5 separate regions of the Homo sapiens genome follow, and all the other regions are linked to region 2. The links are chromatin contacts, found by Hi-C or POLR2A ChIA-PET in ENCODE. All regions are on one chromosome and are shown on one strand. Each heading gives the region's core, a stretch centred on a gene start or an enhancer-like site at or near the end of the contact. The rest is flanking DNA. Distances are from core to core; before and after follow the strand shown. Region 1 holds the start of U2SURP (U2 snRNP associated SURP domain containing). Region 2 holds the start of SIAH2 (siah E3 ubiquitin protein ligase 2). Region 3 holds the start of LINC00886 (long intergenic non-protein coding RNA 886). Region 4 holds the start of GMPS (guanine monophosphate synthase). Region 5 holds the start of TIPARP (TCDD inducible poly(ADP-ribose) polymerase).

Evidence for each region. A loop is a pair of places that touch in the nucleus more often than their neighbours do. ChIA-PET counts read pairs that join two places held with the same protein, here RNA polymerase II (POLR2A). Pooled maps may share reads with other maps.
Region 1: a map of naive thymus-derived CD4-positive, alpha-beta T cell shows a loop between it and region 2 (15-fold over the local background). The contact joins the promoter of U2SURP here to the promoter of SIAH2 in region 2. A Hi-C loop is called at or near these places in 1 of 168 maps with a recorded cell type or tissue (naive thymus-derived CD4-positive, alpha-beta T cell) and 7 of 50 pooled maps. POLR2A ChIA-PET finds 5 or more read pairs at or near these places in 2 of 52 experiments (MCF 10A and activated B cell).
Region 3: a pooled map shows a loop between it and region 2 (14-fold over the local background). The contact joins the promoter of LINC00886 here to the promoter of SIAH2 in region 2. A Hi-C loop is called at or near these places in 2 of 37 single-sample maps with no recorded cell type and 11 of 50 pooled maps.
Region 4: a loop to region 2 is called in a pooled map, with 17 times the contacts of the local background. The contact joins the promoter of GMPS here to the promoter of SIAH2 in region 2. A Hi-C loop is called at or near these places in 8 of 50 pooled maps. POLR2A ChIA-PET finds 5 or more read pairs at or near these places in 3 of 52 experiments (HCT116, activated CD8-positive, alpha-beta memory T cell and naive thymus-derived CD8-positive, alpha-beta T cell).
Region 5: a loop to region 2 is called in a map of B cell, with 21 times the contacts of the local background. The contact joins the promoter of TIPARP here to the promoter of SIAH2 in region 2. A Hi-C loop is called at or near these places in 1 of 168 maps with a recorded cell type or tissue (B cell), 1 of 37 single-sample maps with no recorded cell type and 8 of 50 pooled maps.

Annotation. Positions count from the first base shown.
Region 1 is chr3:142,998,687-143,003,140 of GRCh38, reverse strand. U2SURP (U2 snRNP associated SURP domain containing) reads right to left here and starts at 1,571. Exons shown (of 28, transcript NM_001080415.2): 1 at 1,468-1,571. The coding sequence starts at 1,512. It overlaps PAQR9-AS1 (PAQR9 antisense RNA 1), which reads right to left. Exons shown (of 5, transcript NR_125393.1): 5 at 2,051-2,114. LOC100289361 (a long non-coding RNA gene) reads left to right here and starts at 1,674. Exons shown (of 1, transcript NR_034032.1): 1 at 1,674-2,296. RefSeq lists enhancers at 1,210-1,859, 1,134-2,133, 3,133-4,133.
Region 2 is chr3:150,759,960-150,764,426 of GRCh38, reverse strand. It overlaps SIAH2 (siah E3 ubiquitin protein ligase 2), which reads left to right and starts at 1,258. Exons shown (of 2, transcript NM_005067.7): 1 at 1,258-1,994. The coding sequence starts at 1,578. SIAH2-AS1 (SIAH2 and CLRN1 antisense RNA 1) reads right to left here and starts at 2,490. Exons shown (of 3, transcript NR_187306.1): 1 at 2,447-2,490; 2 at 2,020-2,088. RefSeq lists enhancers at 263-322, 841-1,787, 3,604-3,703 and a silencer at 833-1,732.
Region 3 is chr3:156,815,416-156,819,711 of GRCh38, reverse strand. LINC00886 (long intergenic non-protein coding RNA 886) reads left to right here and starts at 2,650. Exons shown (of 3, transcript NR_038387.1): 1 at 2,650-2,825. RefSeq lists an enhancer at 1,553-2,752 and silencers at 2,637-2,846, 2,867-3,196.
Region 4 is chr3:155,868,580-155,873,235 of GRCh38, reverse strand. GMPS (guanine monophosphate synthase) reads right to left here and starts at 2,586. Exons shown (of 16, transcript NM_003875.3): 1 at 2,339-2,586. The coding sequence starts at 2,365. RefSeq lists enhancers at 1,793-2,552, 3,092-3,141 and a silencer at 1,732-2,951.
Region 5 is chr3:156,672,825-156,676,884 of GRCh38, reverse strand. It overlaps TIPARP (TCDD inducible poly(ADP-ribose) polymerase), which reads right to left and starts at 2,295. Exons shown (of 6, transcript NM_015508.5): 1 at 2,089-2,295. TIPARP-AS1 (TIPARP antisense RNA 1) reads left to right here and starts at 1,172. Exons shown (of 1, transcript NR_027954.1): 1 at 1,172-3,714. RefSeq lists silencers at 1,210-1,569, 1,940-2,009, 2,040-2,089 and an enhancer at 2,500-2,799.

The DNA.
Region 1 (4,454 bases), core at 322-2,821, 7.8 Mb after region 2:
GAAGGAAGCCTGAACACAGACATTGAAATGTTTTCAATGTATCCAAGACCTCAAGTAGGGAATACTTAAAATATTACTTTGAGAAGAAACAAAAATTGTGAGGCTTATGCACGACTTGTTATGAACGTAGCTAGCTTTAGTAATAGCTCCCTAACGGTATGTTCTTGTCAGGAGTCTGTTGAGAAGAGTTGGTAGAGCTCGCCCCCAAAGAGAGGGAGACGAGAAAATGTACTGAGGAGGGGGAAAAAAAACTGACACAATACCTTGTAAAGAAGCCGAAACTGGCCCCTCACCAAAGTTTCTATGTAACTAAACGATGTCTGTTAAGACCATTACTAATTATGAATTAATTATTTTGGTGTACATCGTTCACCAAATGGCATAAACAGTCGGATTAGAGAAAGCAAGTAGAAAACGAGTTATGATGTTTCTCAGAACTGTAAACGCAAGCTTCTCTCCTACCGTAAATTTAACTTTCTAATAGCCGATTTACAGTCACACACTCTTTAAGATTTAACAGTCCCTAGCACCTGAAAGTGTTACACAGCTTCTTGCATCAGCATCGGAAAGTTTAACTACCTCGTGGCAGTACCAATTACTTTTAATATATTCGAGACCAGAAACCCAAACCAAAAAACGATTAAATGTCCCGCCCAAGATGGCAACTAAGAACCCAACCGTACTAATGCTTAACTACTACCACAGCTCACTGGTTTCACAATACGTGCCCAGGGTTCCCTGTAAACACAAATGCAATTTACTAATCGTATGTAGCTTACAAGTCTACGGAGCTTCTCTTTTCACTGTTTCTTCAACATAAAGAAAGAGACCACGAGTCCTCTACCCTCAAAAGTGCTTTTTACTTCCCGTTAAGGTAAAGACCACGTGTAGACTGTACATTAACCTTGGCTATGCAGCACTGCAAAGGAGAGCTGCTCCCGCCTCTGCATTTCCCACTCCGTGTCTTTGCCCTAGTGGTCCTCCCCTCACAGCTGGCGACCCTAGAGGTTATTCATTCCTTGGAGGGAAACTGAGGGAGGCCGGAAGTGAGTGAGATCCAAAACCGAGAAAAAAGCAGCAGACATTTAAGCACCGGGAAGCGATTCCCGCCTCTCTCCCAGGCGCTGTCTGGCGGCCTCAGGGCGCAGGAAGCTGAGATACAGGAGAGCGTTTTCACTGCTTCAGACCTCAATCTGAATTCCTGATTTCACTCCAATGCCAAGCGCGGGCCGAAGCACTCACGCCTCCACCCACTGGGCACGCCAGTCTCGAGCTGAATCCCGGCTGGGACTATGGGGAGATACCAGGCCTCTCAACCTGCGCACAACGGTGCGGCGGCGCCCGGGCCTACCGTCGCGACTAGAATGCAGACCCCAATCCCAATCGCCTCTCACAGGCCAGAAGCGTCTGTGGGCCCCAAACGACAGTGGTAGATCCGCTGACTTACGAAATTTTGTCAGAAATTACCTTTGAACTGGCCTTCTGAGATCCGCCTGGCGTTTTGTCCGCCATCTTGAGCTTTGCCCCTCCTTCGGCGGCGGCAGCAGCACGGGCGAGTCGAGCACCGAAAGAGCGGATCTCAGTGAAGCCCGCCAGAGGCGCCTGCAAGGCTGAATAGTCGACTGTCGAGATAGCGACCTTAGGGGCAGCCGCTCACGTGACTTCCGGTGTCAGTAATTTCCTCAGCCGCGCTCACTCCGCTAGTTTTCCTGGGAGTCACGGTGCTTGGTCGCGTTATTGGGTCCGGGAATTCAGAGAATCAGGGCCAGCTGATACTTCACCCTCTTATCCCAACGCCAACCCTTGATAGATGCGAACCAGTCGTATTTCCTTTGTGGGAAAGGAGTCGCTTTTTAAAGACGTGCACTGGCCATCTAGGGAGGAGCTTTTACTTCAACTCAAAATAGGACTGGAGCTGACTGGTGACCTGGCGCTCGATGGACGGAAACGCTGTTCTTGCCGCTTCGGCAGCTCCCATACTGGTGGGAGAGGCAAACTTGCAGTCTGCTCATCTTAAGATGGTGAATGTTGAGATAGGGTTGCTCCCGAAAAGCCGAGAAGAGGAGCCGTTTGACCCAACTTGAGGGTGATCCGATAGACACTCTTTAGGGCGTCTGCAGAGTGGGTGCGCGTGGAGACAGTCAATAAGAGAAAATCGTAAATACAGATGGTATTCTAAATCTAGCATGCATGTAAAGTTGTGTGACATTTTAAAGATTACATTTTACACTTTAGTATTGTTTTCATTTTTAATCACATAAATGGGGGAACACCATATTAAACTTTTCTGAACTTAGTACTTTTTTAAAAAGTTCTTAATCAGGGCCTAGATTCAAAGACGGAAAGCTTGCTTGAGAAGGCCATGCCCGAATCAGGCCAGGCAAGGAAAGAAAGGACATTCCAGACAGAGGGAGTAATTGAGGTAAAAGCCTGTGGCATGAATCAGTACAGCCGATCGTGCAGGTCACCTAAAGCAGTCGTTTTATTAGACCAGGTGTGGGGAGGGACGTGGTTGGACAGGGGTGCGGGTGCAGGTTCACACAGCGCCCTGAGGTCACCATCGTGCTTAGGAGTTAGAATTCTGTTCTCAGAATGAAGATCGGCCTTTAACAAGGTTGAAATGGTCAGATTTTTATTTTAAAGTATTGCTCTGAGGACTAGGGTGGGAGTGGAGGGCGTTTGTGGACCTCTCCCTAAATCATTTATTCAAAATATTTTTGAGCCCCGTTTTGTGTGTAAAAGCCTGCCCAAAGTGTTGTAGGGCTTACAGAGACAGACAAACATGCACTGTCTTCATATGATTTAAAACTTAATGAGAAATGGAGGAGACAAGGAAACCGCAAACTGACACTATGCATAATTAAATTGATGCTGCAAGGAAGGATCAATAGCTGAGGGACCTCTGAAAGAAGTAATTAATTCTGAGAGTAGGAGTGAGGAAAAGAGACGGGGCGGGGCAGGGGGGGGGGTGGTCATAGAGAAGAAAGCATTTGAACCAGCTCTGAAGAAGTAGAATTTTGTTGAATGGCGGGGGTGGGGAGCGAGGGAAGCACTTAGAACAGGATCTGACACAAGGCTGGCTCTCAAGAAAGATTAACAGACATATATGCCAGCCACTAAGGAATCAGCAGGCCAGGCCTCCTATTCTCTGTGAGGGTATGAGGGTAGAAGAACAGACAGTAAACAAGAAATGATCTGAAAGTGACAAGTGCTACACATGAAATTAGAATGACTTGCACCCTCCAACCCAATTCAATTTACTTCTACTGCTGGATTCTGTCATACTTTTTCAGTTCTGGGCCTCTTCCCTCAACCTTGCCCTGCCCTCTCATTGAAGTCTAATCCAATTCTACTCTGGGTGAAGATGTCCCTTCCTCCAGGAAGGCTTACAGTCCTCCCTCCCCACCAATCCTAAATCAGAGACCCTTCTGTTTCCAAGGAACCTATACTTTACCACTTTGAAGAGCTCAGCACACTAGATCTTAACAGGGTTTTGTTTTGTTTTGTTTGTTTTGAGACGTCTCGCTCTGTCGCCTAGGCTGGAGTGCAGTGGCGTGATCTCGGCTCACTGCAAGCTCCGCCTCCTGGGTTCATGCCATTCTCCTGCCACAGCCTCCCGAGTAGCTGGGACTATAGGCGCCCGCCACCACGCTCGGGTAATTTTTTGTATTTTCAGTAGAGACGGGGTTTCACCATGTTAATCAGGATGGTCTCCATCTCCTGACCTCGTGATCCACCCACCTCGGCCTCCCAAAGTGCTGGGATTACAGGCGTGAGCCACCGCGCCCAGCCTAGATCTTAACTGTTTATAGGATTAGAAAGTGAAATCATCAGCTGAGATGAAGAGGAGAAGTGGGACTGGGTATGCCTTGTGGTGTTCTGACAATGCCACAGGCTGATTTTGTCACTAGAAAGTGAATATGTGTAGCTTTTCAGTCAAATCCCCAAAGTCCTACTTATTTTAAAAATAATTTTTACTAAATACTCCTGAAGAGTCAAAAACAAAAGAATGCAGACTTCTTTCCTCTCTTCTTTTTTATATTGTAAGCCCCAAAGCAAGTCAGACAAATATGATGTGACTAGAAATAATACGGGCCTTTATTAAGGGTTAAGTACGCTTTTAAAAATTCAAAATCATTGCCAGGCACAGTGGCTCAGGCTTGTACTCCTAGCACTTTGGGAGGCCAAGGCGGGCAGATCAAGGCAGGCAGATGGCTTGAACCCATGAGTTCGAGACCAGCCTGGGCAACATGGCAAAACCTTATTTCTACAAAAAAATATTTAAAAATCAGCCAGATGTGGTGGCATGCATCTGTAGTCCCAGATAGGAGGCTGAAGTGGGAGGACCACCAGAGCACTGGGAATCTTGCCATTGCACTCCAGTCTGGGCAACAGAGTGACCCTATCTCAGGAAAAAAAAAAAAAAATTGAACATCACAATTATGAGTAAGAAT
Region 2 (4,467 bases), core at 9-2,508:
AACATCCACTAATATTTTTAAAAGATAAGAGCTAATGTTTAAACAGTGCTTATGATGGGCGAGGTTGTTTTAAAAGCTTGAAATATATTAAACTCATTTACTCCTCACTGCCCCACCTATAAGATAGGTATTTTTTTTTCCACTTTTACAGTTGGAGGGAACCATTTTTCACTCAGTCCTAACAGTTGGTCCTTACCTCTGTGTCTCCTATAAATTTCCGATTTCTACCTAAGGTAACCCTTTCCCCAATTCCGGAATCGTTGGCTCAAGCAAAGTCTGCAGAAAAACAATTTTAACTCGGAGCACACAGTTACATTTGGACATGCGGTTCACCCCGGGCAACCGTGCCCTCTAGCGCTTCTGCTGGGCGCGCAGGGTGGCCCTACGCCTCGCAACAAAGACTCGGACTTCGGCCGGCTCTCTACCAAGCGGACGCAGCGCCTTACACTGGAGTTTCACCCACTGTCTTCAGAGACCTCACGACCCAACCTACGTTTCTGACATTTCTAGATGATCTCGAACTCTTAGCCAACGCTGCCCATGAGCTCCCTCCTCGGCCTGCTATACGAGCCAGGGGCGCTCAATTCAACGAAGCTTCCTCCTGGTCCGCTGGGAAAGGAATAAAGGGAGCTTACATCCTCCCCACCGCCCCCCTCTTTACTCAACCCCACCGTTAACTGTACAAAACTAGGTCCTGTGCCCGCTGCAGACCCAACTCGAGCCCCTCGCCCTGCTCCCACCCAATGCTTCTCGTCCTGACTCCGAACACAGAACGCGGGTGGCCGCTTCGCCCTCTTCTCCTGCGTGCTGGTGACTCAGCCCTGAGAAGAGAAACCTCTCGGTTTTTTCCGACTAGTGCAGGGGCGCCCGCGCCCCGCCCCTGCCCGCCCGCGTCCGGTCCCACCCACCGTCCACGCTCCCGCCCCGCCTGAAGTTGCCTTTCTCGTTTGAGCTGAGGGACGCGTCAGCCAGGCACCCCGGGGTGTGGCCAGAGGACTTCGGCGACGCTTCCCCGAGAGTAGCCCCCCTCCTCAACCCAGAAAAGACAACCCCGCGGGGCTGCAGCGAGCCAGGCATGCTCACTGGCGCAGGCCCGGCCCGCAGCCCGAGCAGGAAGCGCCGGCGCTAGGCGGCCCCCTGCGCTGCCAGCTGGAGCCGGGCGGAGCCAGCGCCCCGGCGCAGGGTGGCTCTGCCAGTCCCCGCGCGCCTGGGCGGCCGCACACGTGTCCAGGCGTCACGTCCGCGCGCGCCCCCGGGGCTTGCGTCAGCGGCTGTTCCAGAAGCGGGTGGGCCAGGGCTCTGCGCACCGCTGGGGTTCGGGGCCCGGGACGCCGCCGGGAGGAGGGCACCGCGCGGGGTCCGACGCGGAGGCGTGCTCGGAACGCCGGGGGCTGCGGAGTGCATCAGCGCGGTCCAGCCCTCCGCCTGCCGGGCGCCGAGCGTCTCCGCCGCCCGGACCTGGGCTGGGCGCCGTGGCGTTGCCTCGGAGCTCGCTGCCCGCGGGGCGCGCACCGCCTTGACCCGGGCGGCCCCGCGGCAGGCAGGCGCCCGCAGTTCCATGGTTGGTTCGGAGCGCGATGAGCCGCCCGTCCTCCACCGGCCCCAGCGCTAATAAACCCTGCAGCAAGCAGCCGCCGCCGCAGCCCCAGCACACTCCGTCCCCGGCTGCGCCCCCGGCCGCCGCCACCATCTCGGCTGCGGGCCCCGGCTCGTCCGCGGTGCCCGCCGCGGCGGCGGTGATCTCGGGCCCCGGCGGCGGCGGCGGGGCCGGCCCGGTGTCCCCGCAGCACCACGAGCTGACCTCGCTCTTCGAGTGTCCGGTCTGCTTTGACTATGTCCTGCCTCCTATTCTGCAGTGCCAGGCCGGGCACCTGGTGTGTAACCAATGCCGCCAGAAGTTGAGCTGCTGCCCGACGTGCAGGGGCGCCCTGACGCCCAGCATCAGGAACCTGGCTATGGAGAAGGTGGCCTCGGCAGTCCTGTTTCCCTGTAAGGTAAGCCCAGGGACAGCCCACGTACCTCCGCCGGTGACCTCAGGGACTCCGGTATCCGCCAGCCCACTCGCAGGCCCGGAGAGGCGGGCGGCATCTCTCATTTAAAAAAAAAAAAGAAAAAATGTTTACACTTCGTCCACCCTCCCTCAAGCCCACTTTGGGTGTAGGTCTGGGTTGACATTTACCGAGTAATAATTGTTAATAGACAATTAACAGATTAATTGGCATTTGCTGATCGTTAGAACATCGTAGCTCACCCGGCCCAATGCCCGCGTCCTCTGCAGACGTGTATTCGGGTACTCTCGGTAGGGCTGGGCCGCACCAGTAAAACTTGGACCGAGAAACTGACTGTGTGGGGATTGAGGAGGGAGGAAACGGGCGAGCTAAACGCCCCCTTTACCAGCGCTGGGCTCGGCTGAATTGATAATTGGAGTCCTGCACCCCGCGCCTACCGTCTGCGCACCCCTGACACGTGGGAGCTCTCGGGATTGTAGCTAAAAAAAGGGCGCCTACAGCCTGTTTTCCTCTAGCTAGAAGAAAACCCTGCAAGCCACGCCTTTTTCTCTCCTAGCCTTCCAAAGACTGGGAAGGACTGAGGAGTTGTGGCTGCGTTGTTGTACTAAGTGGGGTGAAAACAGTCAATCAAGAAATTAACAAGGGCACTCAAGAGCTGTTGTTACAGTTGTTTAAAGCTCATCACTTCATTTTTTATTTAATGTAAAAAGTTTTCAATGCCCTTGCGAAAAATGCAAGCCACCAAGACAAGAAGTAAAATGAAAGACCAAGATCTCTCCCCTCCTTTCCCACCATTGTTAGGTTTAGTGTGTATCTTTTTAAACTATATATACATACACCCTCGCAGCTAAATATAGAATCATAGATGTCAGTGTATGTCAGGGAGGTTTTTTAATACCCACACATAGATGTAAGTTTTTCTCCAAAAATGGCATCTGCAACTTGCTGTTCTTAAATTCATATTATCACACATATTTCTCTATGCCTGAAACCTAGTCGACTTCATTGTATTTTAAATGGCTGCATAGTATTGCATTGTGTGGTCATATTATAACATTTGTTTACCTGCAGCTATTACGTGGAAACCTTCAGGAGCAGTTTCACAGACATACTTGTCTACGTTATAACCTAGAAGTATACTGTAAAGTCATTTTCTGAAATTAGAAGTGGAGATAATGTCACTAATACTTTCCAGTTTTTTTGTAAAAGTAACTTGCGCTGCCTCTTGGGCCATTTAAGCTGTCTTGCATTTCTCCTTGGTGCTGCTTATTTTATAGGACAAGAGCTCATTTTTAAATTAAAAATAATCCACCAGAGAATTCAGGCTTGGGACTCAGGTCAGTAAAATGAGTGCTTTAATTTGGTCTGCTGCCCTGCTGCAAATCAGGTTTAAAATAGCATATTTAAATAAGAGTTTGAATCGGTGTTTGGACTAGGGTGTTTCAGGCAACCTTAATAAATTGCTGTTAACCCCTCCTCATATAGTGCTTACTAATTCACTCAGCCCAGTTTCTCAAAATTTAGATAAAGTATTTGCATAGTTGTCTTAGGGTTGTGAAAAAGGTGACAACCTAGTGGTTGGAAAAGGTTTGGTGGTAGTTAACATAGAGTGGCTATTTGATGCTTGAGATATATTGCAGGGGTGGGGGATGCCCCATAGGATTTCTGGGGAGCCATTTTCTCACCCCTTTACTTTCCCTTAAACGCGCAGCGGCTAACAAAAGAAATGGCTTTTAGGTGAGTTTTAGTTCACAAATGAGCATTTGATATTAGTCAGTAATCCATAATTTGTTTTTAAAATGTAACCATAATAGAATTGTGTTGTTCCCAAGAGAAAGGGAAGGAAACAGTTATGCTATATGGAGCATGAAGTTTCACTTTCAGGATCTAGAACTCTGGTTCCTATGAAAGCATACGTTCTTTCCTAACGTGAAACAGGCTACTGAAATCAACCTTGAAGAGTAGTTCTGGGAATCAGGGGTTCTCAGCCTTTCTGTACATGTCAGTGGTTTTCTGAGTCTCTATTCTATAAGAATGCAGTGGGGTAAAGCTATTACTTTGCAAGCTGAAATTTAAAAGGGCCAATTATTCCCCTGCAGACCAAGAACCAAGCTTAGGATGTGATCTTGGGGATGCTTTTGTGTGTGCATGTGTGTGAGTTGTATAAAGCTGGGGTGTGTGTCCCTCACCTTTGGTTGATCAATAATCCAAACTATTGGCAGGGCAGCTCAGCCAGTTAGTCTGGATAAACCAAACTTGAATGTATACATAGGCCCAGCGACCAACCAAGATGTGTTAGTTGTAGAGGATGAGAAACAACAGAGAGCCGTAAGGCCTGTATCAAACTTAAAACAAGGCAGATCTGTTTACCTAGCCCTTTGGCCTACAGTTTGAGGCTCCTAGAAATTATGGGACTGCCTTTTTACTGTCCCCACCTGCTCTCAGAATCTCTCATGGG
Region 3 (4,296 bases), core at 1,401-3,900, 6.1 Mb before region 2:
GTTTAGTGAAATTATTGCTTCATTTCTGAGATTTTCATAGGATTCTAATGAAGAATCTAAGATTCCAACTCACATTTGTTTTGATAAGCGATTGGTAAAAGTGATTTCATTCTCCCTTTGTAAAGATGAAGTTAATGTTTCTATACCTATTATTTTAAGTAGCTACTGAATTTACAGGAAACAAAGTATAAAAATTTTTCTGTCATTTTGTTCTACCTCCATTGATAGTGTTTTTAATGCCATTAAATGAGTTCCAAATCATCTTAAAGATATTTTCTTAGGGACTACTGATATCAAATATCAAGCATTTTATGAGATCTATCAACCACATGAAAAATATTAAAATAAGTATAGTAGCCCTGGTTTGCAATGATGTAGAGCAATTAGCAATCTTAAACACTGCTGTTGGGGTGAAAAATTAGAACATTTATTATGTTTTAAACCCCTTAAAATGTTCAAAACTATTACAGTTGACACATGATCCTCCTTCTTCCTTTTGTTCAGGAATTCAGACCTCTGTACTGCCCTCCCCCTGTCCTACCCCCAAGCATGCATGAATCAGCCCAAGTCCAGAAGTGAGTTCAGATTAGATCAATTCTGTTAGCACCTTCCCCTTTACCAGTGATTAAATCAGGAATGCGTCTATGATCCAATTATGACTAGAAGTTCCAAGAGACGTTTGCTGGAAGCTTTAGGAAAATTCTTTCTTATTAGCACATATATTCAGTGTTCACCACAGTCTTATAATGTTTTAAAACAGGAAATACTAAAATGTGAAATACATTGATTTACTCGAACAACAGTGTGCAGCTGTTAGAAATGATGATGTGGTTCTTTGCTGATGTGGTTGAATGTCCCAATAGATTGTTCTGTGACAAAAAGCAAGTTAAAAATTGTGTTATAACTACAAAAAAAAAAAACCGTAATATTCTAAACAGCATTCTAAATGTATATTTTATTATTTCTATAAATACATATCTCTTCTCATAGAATCAGAAGAGGTAAACAATCAAGTTTCAGGAAAGCAGGAGCCAGTATTGCTTTGAGAACCTCAGATATGCAATGTGGAATTTGCAAAAGCCATAAAAAGGCTCAGCCCTTAGAATCTACCACTTAATGAAAGTTGGTTCCATTTTCTTTTATTGTTGGCAGTCTCTGCACATGGCAGAGCAGTGGTGGCTGACGGTCCAATTTTGTCACCAAAAGGAACTGGGGAGAAGGCATCTATGCCCACCCTCCTGTTAGAAAATTGCCAGGAAATGACTTTCTTTGGCACAACTTGGATGATATGCAATCTCTTTAACCAAATTACTAAGGCCAGGAGGAGTCAAGTGCTGTTTGTCATTGGCTTACCTTGAGTCAGGTATATGCCTCTCGACCAAGTGTGGGGACCAAGTAGGCAAGGCCACACACAATGACACCTCCCTTTCTAACTACATTCTAGAAGAGTAAAGGCAGAAGCACAATCCAGGCAGGAAGGGTAGGCAGTTCTGTCCCAGAAGAAATTAAGCGTGCTGGGCAGACCAGGAAAAAAAAAAAAAATCCCACGTGAGAATCAGTCAGCTGGTAGAACATTTTAAAATTAAACAGTGAATCTTGCTGCCTTTTCCCACATATGGTAAGCTGAGATGAGAATATGTATTTTTGAGAAAGCTTCCTAGGAGTTTATTGTGTCTATTCTAACCCTAGAGAATCCCCCCTTTCCTATAATGTTACATGTATCACAAAAACAAATGTGTGTGTAACTAGGCACTATAGGCCTAAGAGTCATAATAGGGAAATAAGAGAGCATAGATTCACCAAATCAAAGTTTAAGTACATAGAAAATAAACTAATGTGGAATTTCCCAAGCTTTCAGTTGACTGGGGTGCTCTTGTGTTAAAAACTATCGTGGTAACATTTTTTGTTTTGTCCTCTAAACTTGATTTATCTGCAAATCTACAAACATTTTAATTATGTAAATAGATATCTGTGCGGGCAAAACACTTTTTGCTCACATGATCTTGAGAAGGAACTTAGATTCTGGTGTCTTAAAACGTGGCACCTTTTTTATGTCCTTGGGGCTTTTGAGTCACCATATAAATGAGGTCTCTCATGTTCGTATGCCAGGGAGATCAACCACCTCTGATTTTAAAATAAAACACTGCAAAGAAAGCTTCCGGGAGGAATGAGAGCATGCCCCAAATCACGACTCTGTAATTAGTCTTTGTGCAGAGCGGACAGAAATTTCGTCCCAAAGCCACCGTCCTTGCTCTGGTTCCTTTCTCTGTAAGCATGTCACACGAACCACACTCCTGCGCCATGCATCGCAATTTAAAGCTTTCCTTGTAAAGTTTCCCCAGCTTGATTGCTTATGGAAAGAGCAGCTCCGGTTCCCAATTCGTTTAATACATCCTGTCCGAGCGCGTTTTATTACCGAATGTTACCCACGTTGTGATAACAAGGGGACGCTGTGTCCTCCCCCGGTGAACTCACTCCCTGTCCCAGAAATATAGCGTGACTGCCCTCCCCGGCGGTGTTTTGAAAGTAGAAGCCGGGCGCCGCCCTCCAGCACCTGCACCTCCCGCCCGGCGACGGCCGCCTGAAGCACGAAGTGCGTGCGACCGCAGCCCGGCAGGTCACGCAACCCCAGGCCGCCGCGCCGCCTGCGTGCCTGCAGCCCGCCGGCCCCGCCCCCGCTGCCTGCTTCCGCCGCTTTAGTGCACGCTCGGGCTTCCTGGTGCGCCCGGAGCCTGCCTCGCGTGCCGACCCCGCCGCGTAATCCGGCGAGGCATCCCAGATTCCGCCCGGCTCCAGACGCCCTCCACCGACTTTAGTTCGAGCAGGTGACGCCCTCATTTTAACGCCGAAAAGTGTCAGTTCCCGATATACAACAAACACCTCAGGCTGCGAAACGTGGGATAAGGGGACAGCGGGCTGAGAGTCGACCTCGCCCCTGGGCCCCTCTCGGCCTCCTTGGCGCCTGCTCCCTGCCCGCTCCGTCGGGCGGCCCTGTGCGGGCGGAGAGAGCAGCAAGGCGGCCTCCCGCACTGCCTGGATTTCGAGGGCGGGGGCGGGCGCGGGGGCAGCCCGGCCAGGGCTAGGAGACCCGGGAAGGGGTCGCCAGCGAGTGGCCTTCGCGGAGCTGCCTCACCCCGCCTGCCTGGAGCCGGGAGCCCGGCGTGCACTGACGCCTGGGGCACGCTGGGGGCGACTTTCGTGGCCGGGCGGCTGACCCCGGCGACCCGGCGCAGTGTCCAGAAGTGCGCTGGGGGGTAATGAAGGGCAGCGCTCGCTGAGGCTGAAAGGAGCGAGGGCCGGCGCTGTGTAGGTTAGATTCTTTGTTGACGTCTGGGAGCCGTCTTTTGAAGAATGAGAACGGGGCCGTTATTGCAAGTAGGATGGGCTTCATCGTGGGCCTCGAAGGATCAGGGGTGGGCGCGCCGGCTGCCAGGGCCCCTCTCACGCCACGCCGCGTGCAGGCGAGGGGAAGCGCGTGTCGTGACGACCTGCGATGAGATCAGTTTGAGTAACCACAGCCGTCGGGGCTGAGAAATGCAGCCAGTCACGCAGCGCAGCGCAGCTCAGCGCTGGCTCTGGCCGGGTGGCCGCAGCCGCTCCGCGCTTCGCAGAGGGAGGTGGGGGTGGATCAGCCCCTTCCAGGTGGTCGCCGGTGGGGGCGTCAGAACTATTCTAAGAGGGTGGGGAGCCAGAGAAGAAAACCATACAAAATGCAACTTGCATGATTAGGAGGCTGAATTCTATGAGCAAATGGGTTTTCAAGAAGCACACTGAAAATAACCTCTGTAAATGGTTGTCTCTTACACTTTGCCCAGTAGATAACTGTTTAAAAACTACTCTAACACGGAATTCAAAGGTCATTCAAATGTGCCTTCAATTTGTTTATATTACTTAGTTTAACAGGCAGTACACACGGCTCACATATGCGTGCATGAAATTTAATTTATACAGTCAAGTCTGGAAGCATGGTTTGGCAAGAGGAATAATTGTGAATTCAGTTAAAGTCAGGGTACAAACAGCCAGATTACTTAAAAGGACAGATGAACTGAAAAAAAAATCAGTCCATGAGGAAGCTGTTACATTCATCTTTTCATGGTCTTGAACATCTTATACCAACTCAACAATAATACCCAGCGGAAACTTCTAATTAGACACAGAAAACGCAAGTATTAGCTGTGTGGGCAAGCATCAAAAAGCCTCATGTTAGAGACAGACACATGAATAACATCTATAACGTAACAGCGTATATCTTTTTTTTTTTTTTTTGAGACGGAGTCTTGCTCTGTCACCCAGCCT
Region 4 (4,656 bases), core at 1,337-3,836, 5.1 Mb before region 2:
TTTCATAGCTTTTAGGCCCCTCTCCAGTTTCTATCATGCAAAAACGCCGTTTTAGAAAATCCTGATAACTGAAATGTACCAGAAACAGGAATCAAAACCAGCTCTTGCCCAACTTTTAATTTATGAACTAAGATACACACAGCCAAGGCCCAATCAATGTACAAAGTAAGCCTTTCCTCCCAAGGGAAAGGTGGTTCAGTGGTAGGCTATGGAAAATAAGACTCCTACTTATTTCCAGGTGGGCCTCTTAGAAATATGCATAATAAAGTAGGTGATATAAGGTATTTCCCCATATTTAATATCTCTTTACTTAAAATGTTTATGATCACTGGCATGTTATGGTTTGTCAGGACTTTCTTCCTCAGGGGTACATACAATAATCATAGATTTGATGAAATATATTAATTCTCCAGATGTTCCTCTTGAAAATGCTTCCAATTCAGTCCACAACTAATTGTTAACATAGTTTTTAAAATGTTTAATTATGCTATAAAACATAAAGAACCTTGAAATAAAATTAATTCACCCTAGGCTCAAATATAGCAAACTGATAAGATTATCTTTGTCATTCCAACTAGAGCAAAACAAAGAAAAAATACCAGTTAGGAAAAAGAAAAATCCTCTTATATACTCTGGAAACAAATCTTATACTTTTCTGTCACTTAGTTTTGTGAAAATACTCCTCTCAAATGCACTATATATTTTTCAAAGCCCATAAATTAAATTTCAGTCCTTCTAACACCAGTTATTTCATCTATCAGCATAAAGATGAATCTTTCCAATGAGTTGTAAGACTCAAAACTAGGCAGAAAAATGCTTTGCAAGTCGACTAGTAATCGGGAAAGAGCTGGACAATGGGGTTTACATTTGCTCCTTAGGTCAGAAACTAAAGGTTTGTGTGTCTTAACAGCTCCCTGGACCTAAGCACCACTGGTGCCTTGGTTTAAAAGAGTTAAAATCAGCTACCTTATAATCTTTTACTCATTGTTCGACAAATACTTTTTGAATGATTACCGGGTGCTAAGCAACCATTCAAGAGGACCTCCTAAGATGTGACCCTTGAGCAGCACCTTTTAAAAAGAATGTTAAAATTCTGCCTGAACAAGGCACTACTATCTGACGTAGAGCACCAAATCCACCTCGAAGTATACAATCCCACCCCCCGAATGAAATTTAATTAAGTTTTTTCCTAAAGCTAGGCCCTCAACAGCGTACAGAGGAGGTGTATCTTAATGAAGTAAATCGCAATTCAAAACTGCACGGTTTCCCGCTGGCAAAACTGACTTAGTGAAGGTCAGAAAGAACTCCAGGCCAATGAAAATTTTAATACAGAGGTGAAAGCGAAGGTGCCCAATTCAAAAGCGGGACGAAAGTAAGAGGAACGGTCTAAGAAAAGTGAGTTGGAGGAGAGATGAGCAGCAGCGGTCAAACGTGCTCTCCCCGCCGGGTACGTCAAGGCGGCAACTTTTCCAGCACTCCGGAACTCCGGACTGCCCAGGCCTCGGGCGAGCTGGCACGGCTCGCGTCCCGGGGAGGGACCCCAAAGGCGGGGAAGCGGGTTACCCCGCAAACCAGCAAGCTCGACAGGGAGCAAGCTGGACGGGGGCGGGACCTGGACACACACCCTTTCCTCTCTGAGAAGGAAGCGGGGAGGGAGAACGGAGTGCGCGACCCTGGGGCCACCAGCCCTCACGCGGGCCTGCAGGGGCGTTGGGGGAGGGGGAAGACAGTGCAGCTCCGAGGGGTTCGTCCAGAACCGGCCTAACCGCCGCGGAGCCCAAGGCTGGCGGGGGGAATGGAGCGGGCCTCGCCGAGGGCAGGCGGGAAACGGGGTGGCGGGAAGACCAGAGGCCGGCCCAGCTCCAACGCCGCACAGGAGGCCCCGACCCTGCCCTGCCTTCGGCGGGCCCCGGGATCGCCACAACGGGCCCCCAGCCTCCCAGAGGGACGGGGTGGGAGCCGAGGAAGCCCCCACCCCGACACGCAGACACACAAGCCCGCTCGCCGCCCTACCCCCACCCTCGCGCCGCGCTCGCGGGCTCTGCGCCCCACAGCGGCGCGGGGGAGGCGGGGGCCAGCGACGCGGCCGCGGGGAGCTGATGCCCTCCCCGACGCCCGGACCTCGACACGCAGACAAGATCAACAAAGCATCGCCGCTCCCGAGATAAAACATGCCACAGGCCCCGACCAGGGACTCTACGACGCGTGGCTGCCCGGGGCGCAGGGCTGCGCGGACGGGCTGGGGGAAGGGGGTGGGGAAGGGCCTCGCGGGGTGGCTCCCCGGTCCGGGAGCCTCGCCTCCGCCGGGATGCGGTGCTGCAGGGACCCCCACGCTGACCTTGGAGTCTCCGTTGCACAGAGCCATCGGGGCCAGGGCCGGAGCCGCGGCGGTGACGGCGACAGTACGAGACGGGGCGGGAGGGTGCCGGAAGGGTCGGCGCCGCGGGCTGAGGTTGAGAAGGAGGCCTGGTCGAGGAGCAGCCGGCAGCGGAGAGGAGCCAGCCGCCAGAAAAGCGCCGAATGGAGCAACAGCAGCGGAGCGCGGGCCCCAGCGCCGCGGGAGAGAAGACCAGCAGCGCGCACGCTGCCCCCGCCTCCTGCTTCCGCCCCGGCCGGCCACTGGGAGGAGCCAGAGCCCGTTCGGCTTGGCAGCCGAGCCTCAGATACCCTCCGCAGCCGCCGCCAAACCGGCCGGCCCTCGAGAGGAGGGGCTCGCGGCGCCCGGCCCCGCCCCCAGCCCGGTCCCCGCCGGCAAAGCCGGCCGGGTCTCCCGCGGCCCGCCCTTGGGAGGAGGAGCCCGCGGCATCCACCGGCTCCGCCCCTCCTGCCCTCGCACCGAGGAGCCCGCCCCGGAGGAGGGGCCTGTGGCGCCGGCCAGGAGAAAAACCGAAGCCGAATCCGAGCTAGTTTGCTGCTGCCGGATTTGCCTGCTACCTTGGATGACTTCGGGAGGCTGGCGGCACCGAAGAGGCCTCCTGAGAGCTGGGCCCCTGGCGGAACTCTTAGCCGGTGGCGTGGCCTTATCTCAGGTTGCTGGACATGAAGGAGGCCAAGGCTGCTTTGGAAAGTTCCGTGGCCATATCTCAAGGATGTCATTGTAGGAACTGATCACTTAGATACTTCAAAAGTTATACAGCTCCCCACAAATACAGCAGGTGCAGTATTTCCAAAGAAAAGGGAGTTTGGGAGTGGTAATCTGGTGAGCAGCTGGCCCAGGGAACTGGTCGTGAAGCTCTGTTTGCACAACAGTGTTTTTATTGGAATTGTTTGTGGGGAAGGGGCTGCAGTCCCTCCACCTACCCCTTGGCAACCATCATGATGATGAGGTGTTACTTTGAATTTGGTTACCTAGAGGCCTAAATCGAGATTGGGGTATAAAGAATAATACTTGAGATGGCTTCCAGCTAACAAAGCCTTTCCACAAATATTTTTATTATAATACAGCCAACATTTTGCTGCAGTCATTCTTGTGTCAGACTGTAGCTAGGGTATTAAGGAGCCAGAGTGAGAAAATACTTTAAAAGCTAACTTTAACCAATCCCGTGAAAGTAGTAAGGTAGGATTGATGTTCTTATCCTTTTTACAAATGAGGAAATTGAGGCTTAGTGAGATAATGTGCCTCTCAGTATATATAGAATGTAAGGCCTGCCCAATCTGGGAAAGTGTAGACAGTTTATTAGTGAAATATTTACAAAAACGAAAGGCTTAAGGTCCTAGTGGGCCTGAGACTTAAGTATTTCGCTTACCTTTTTTTGAACGGAAAATTGAATATTTGAACTCTCCAAAGCCATGGATACTGGCTTCTCTGGGTAGGTCTGTATGCACAATCTAAAGAAGAGTGCAGTAACCAATAGGAGAACCTCAACTTACATAAACATCCACCCCTAATGGAGTGGAATGTGATGTGATATACTGGCATTAAGGATTGGCTAAGTCCCATCTATCTTAAACAATGCTTAGTTTAAATATATTCTAGGCTGGGCGTGGTGGCTCACACCTGTAATCCCAGCACTTTGGGAGGCCTAGGCGGGTGGATTACCTGAGGTCAGAGTTCCAGAACAGGCTGGCCAACATCATGAAACCTGTCTCTACTAAAAATACAAAAATTAGCCAGGCGTGGTGGCATGCGCCTATAATCCCAGCTACTCGGGAGGCTGAGGCAGGAGAATCGCTTGAACCCGGGAGGTGGAGGTTGCAGGGAGCCAAGATCATGCCATTGCACACCAGCCTGGGTGACAACAGCGAAACTCCATCTCAAAATAAACAAATAAATAAATAAATTCTAGTGGTCACCTGTGCTTAATGGCTAAGAATGTTGGCATGCACACAATATAGGATCCTGATATTCTTTCTTCTTTAGCTTCTGACTCTATTGACCCATCCCTCTTTGTTGAAACTGGATTTTCCTTAAAATGCACCAAAAAGTTGTCTTTTTATCTCTGTGATTGCTCTTGGTTGCCTTTGCTAGCTCCTTTTCCTATGTCTGGCCTTCAGGAGCTTTAAGTGTTGGATTTCTTCAGTATTTCTATTCCTAATCCTTTTCTCATCTTACTCTTCCTTGGAGCACTTGTTTAAAAATACAGACTTGTTGGCCAGGTGCGGTGGCTCACACCTGTAATCCCAGCACTTTGACAGGCCAAGGCAGGTGGATCACCT
Region 5 (4,060 bases), core at 1,046-3,545, 5.9 Mb before region 2:
TCTTGCCTTCAGAAAAGTTACATACATACATTTTTAAAGAGCAAATGAAGGCATACTATAGAAAAATAAAAAAAAAATATAAAACACACACCAAATTTCAGATTCCTAATCAACTACTGAAAGAGACGAAAAAGTCCTTTCTTCCAAGAATCAGACCCCTTGAAAAAAACTGAAATTTGAAAACATTTACTGAGATTGTGCCAGGTGAGAAAGGAATGGTGATGAGCAATTAATCCTCTTCTCTCTTGTCCAATAAACTGAAAGAGATCTGTGACGCAAGGTCCCATGACTTAATCAAATATGCATCCTAGGTGCCCAATAAAGTGCCTAGCTACCACAATGCACACAGCTGGTGTTCCATATATATTTTGTTGGCTGAATTAGTTAAGAAAAGCACATATTAAATGCTTAGTTCTTTGTTGTTTGTGGGTCAACAACAAAAGGTAAAACTGAGTGTCCCCAAAAGTGAATATTAAAAATTTAATTGGAGAGTCATAAATCTATGTGTAAGAAGTCCATCAAATTCAGAAAAGTAAAATACAAAGCAGTTTATAACGAAGTATTAAATTTACATGATAAGTACAAAAGGAAAAGGCAGAAAAAGGAGAGTTCACTGTAAGCTGGCATTGTTAGGGAAAGCTTCACGAAGAAGGAGGGATCTGACATGAGACATAAATCAACTGGAAAGGAGCCAAGCCAGGCGTTATTATTCATCATTTGGTGTTATTGCCTCAAGGCACAATTGGCACAGATTGTGGTATTCCCTCTCCACCATACCAAACCGGCCTGTGCTTTCCCCACGCGCACACTCTCTAACCACTCCTATCAAACCCAATCAAGGTAAAATAGACACTAAATCGATTTTATTTATATGTGTGTCTGCGCGTACACACGCAAGCGCGCGCGCGCAACTTTTCCTATTATTGCCCTTTCATCAAACTCGGAAACAAAACTGGGAGGAAGAAGCAGAGAACTGGAGAAGTGGCTGGAGGGGGAAAGCCACTAGAACCTAGCTCCTCAATTAGTTTTCATAACAGAAAAATAAAGATGAGAAGAACACATCCTCCGGTCTCCAGCGGCAGGCGACACACCGCGACACCCCTCACCTCGTGACGCTGGGGTTCTGCGGCACTCCCGGCCAAAAGCACTTTCCGAAAAAACTGCCGCTCCAAAGCCTGCCCGCCCGCCGCCGCGCGACACCCCGGCGCCGAGCCCGGGTCCGAGTGACGCCTCCTGTTGGCCGCGGCGGTTTGCTCAGCTCCTGGTCCCGGGCCGCGCCAACTCCGCGCAGTGCAGCTGAGGCGCCGCCCGGCTCTGCAATTCCGGGTGTTCCCGGGCGTCCCCGCCCCCGCCTTCCCCTCAGCAGGCGCCTGGGCGCCCCCCAACTCCTGTCCAGCCTCCTTCGGACCAACGACCCGCCCCGGCCTCCCTGCATCCCAGAGACTACTCGCGGCGCCTTCTCTCTCTAATTCTTCTTTACCCCCTCAGCTCACCTCCCGAGGAGCGTCCAACGGGTCTTGGGGGCTCGCAGAACTGAGCCGCGAAGCGCGGGGGAAAGGCGGCGAGCGCTTCCCGCGGCGGCGGGGAGGAAGACGAAGACTTGTGCGCTCTCAAAGTTAATGTGAAAACATCTTCCAAACTTCTGGGCTGCAGCCCGAAACGCGGGGTAGCCGGAAGGCTCCCGTAGCTGCCGTGCCCTCCCCCCCGGGGTCTGGGAAGGGCTCCTAGGCGCCTCAGAGCACCCGGGGTCGGCCCGCGGGGGAGGCCGCATAGACGCGCCCCCACCCTGACGAACGGGGAAGGGGCAGGCGCCTGCGACCCCAACTAAATCCTTCGGCGCCTCGGTCTGATGTATACACCTGCCACAGGCTCTAAGTGCCTAAGAAGTGTAAACCAATTCCATCTTCATGCTGACGGGACCCGAGTGAATTCGGTACAAAGGGCAGTCTCAAAATCAATCACCCCGATCCGCGAGAGCCCCGCACACTGCCGGCGCGGGGCCGGGGCCGGGGCCGGAGCCGCGAGGCCGGCGCTCGCACTCCCCGCTAGGGTTCTTCAGCCCCTCAGTGCCCTCCCGGAGCCCTTTACCTGAACGGGAGCCTGAGAGAACGGACGACAGGAGCCGAGTGGAAAGCAGTGCCCGCGCCGGAGATCAGCGCCGAGGGCGGGAGCCGACGTCTAGGGACCACAGAGCCGCGACGCGGCGAGCCGCGCACGGGCCATTCCGCCGCCGCGAACGCAGAAAGCCTCGACCGCGCTCCGAGTCCAGCCAGCTCGCCTGTCACCTCGATCTCTGCTTTAAGTGGCTTCCGGTCGCCTCCTCCCGACGGCCCGTCGCGGAGGCGGAGCCTGGGCGGCCGGAGTTCGGTGGGGTGGGGTGAGGAGGCCGGGCGCTCAGTGGGTGTCGGGAAGAAGACCCGCCCCCTGCGCGCGCGTGCGCGTTCGTTCGAGGGGAGGCGCGCGAGTTCTGTGCGGTGGACTTATGCTCCCGCGAGGGGGCGTGTCCTTTCTCGCGTCCGCAGTGTCCCTGAGGGTCCGCGTCTACACGCGGCTGTGAGGAAGGAAGGCGCGTGCCGCGTGGGACGGGCTCCACCTGCCTGCGGACAGATGGAGGGTCACTTTGTTCCGAGAAGACCCAGACACCCGAGGGAGGATGTGAAACGGAACGACCCGTTTCGGTGCGGTTGGCTTTGTTTATTTGCCTACTCCCCAGACGCCTCCAGCCTCTGATTCCGGCACACCCTGTGAGGAAGCAAACGGCTGCCTCCCCCACTGCCACCAGACGAGGTCGCCTGCCCCGAGCCGGACAGGCTGGACAGGCTGCGCACCTGCGGCGGCCGACTATTTCGTGGGCCTTGTACGCCACCTTGCAGAAGGGAAGCTGTGAGGTTTTGGCGATAGAAGCGCATTTACTTGTGTTTTAAAGCCCACAAACGCCGTAGTGACTAACTTATTCATTCAGCAAATGTCTGTCAGAGCGTCTATTACGTACCAGGCATGTAGCCTGAACTTCACGCCTGTCCTCATGGAGCTTGCAGAGCACCTCTGAAATACACACCACATACGGAATGGCCATATTTTCTGGGTTGTAAAATACTTTGAATTGTAACTCCATATATTGAATAGATTTTCAGTAGTGAGGGAAGAAACAATACATTTAGTTCATATAATCCATATGTACGAAAAAGAAGTGCTGGTAATTCCAGACATGGAAGTCAGTAAAACTAGGAGCTAAGAGGTAATAATCATAGACATTATGATTCTAAGCCTTTGTTAAACGGTTCTAAACCAGACTGGGTAAGCGCACCAGCAATGAATAGATTAAGGGTGTTATCTCCTTAGCAGCTTATTTCAAATTGCATCAAGGCAGGGCCATTAAACTAAGGTGAGAATGATATGGGCGGAATTCAGAGGACAATAGGTAAAAGATGAAAATCTTTACATTTAAAATCTTATTGAGACAAGATCTTGGTCAGTGTCTACTCATACATAGAATTGCCTAGAAGCTAATATTTGAGTTTACCATATTACTGTTGGCTTTCTATTTTTCTCATTTGTTCTGTTTCTTTTCTGTCCTTTTGTGCCTTCTTGTAGATTATTAATTCCACTCCCTTGTAACAATTAGGTTGTTATACATTCTTTATGCTTTTAGTAGTATTTCAGTTATTTATTGCTGTGTTCAAACCACCCCCAAAATATAATGACTTAAAACAATGGCTCTTTTATTTACTCATGATTCTGAATTCTCTGGCACAGGAATTCAGTCAGGGCATAGTACAGGTGGCTCATTTCTGCTCCATGATGTCTGGGGCTTCAATTAGCGTGGGCATACTGGGGCCTGGCTGGAATGGCTTAACTAGGGTCATAAGTCTTGGGACTTAAGGATGGAGATGGAGTTTCATGACAAAAATGAAGTGAACATGATGTGGAAAATATGGACATGGAAGCCACGAGCTAAGGATGCTGGAACAGAAAGAAGGCTGTTAGCTACATACCTTGGTTTTTCTCTACATGGCTTCTCCATATGGCTAATTTAGGCTTCCTCACAGCATCATAATCT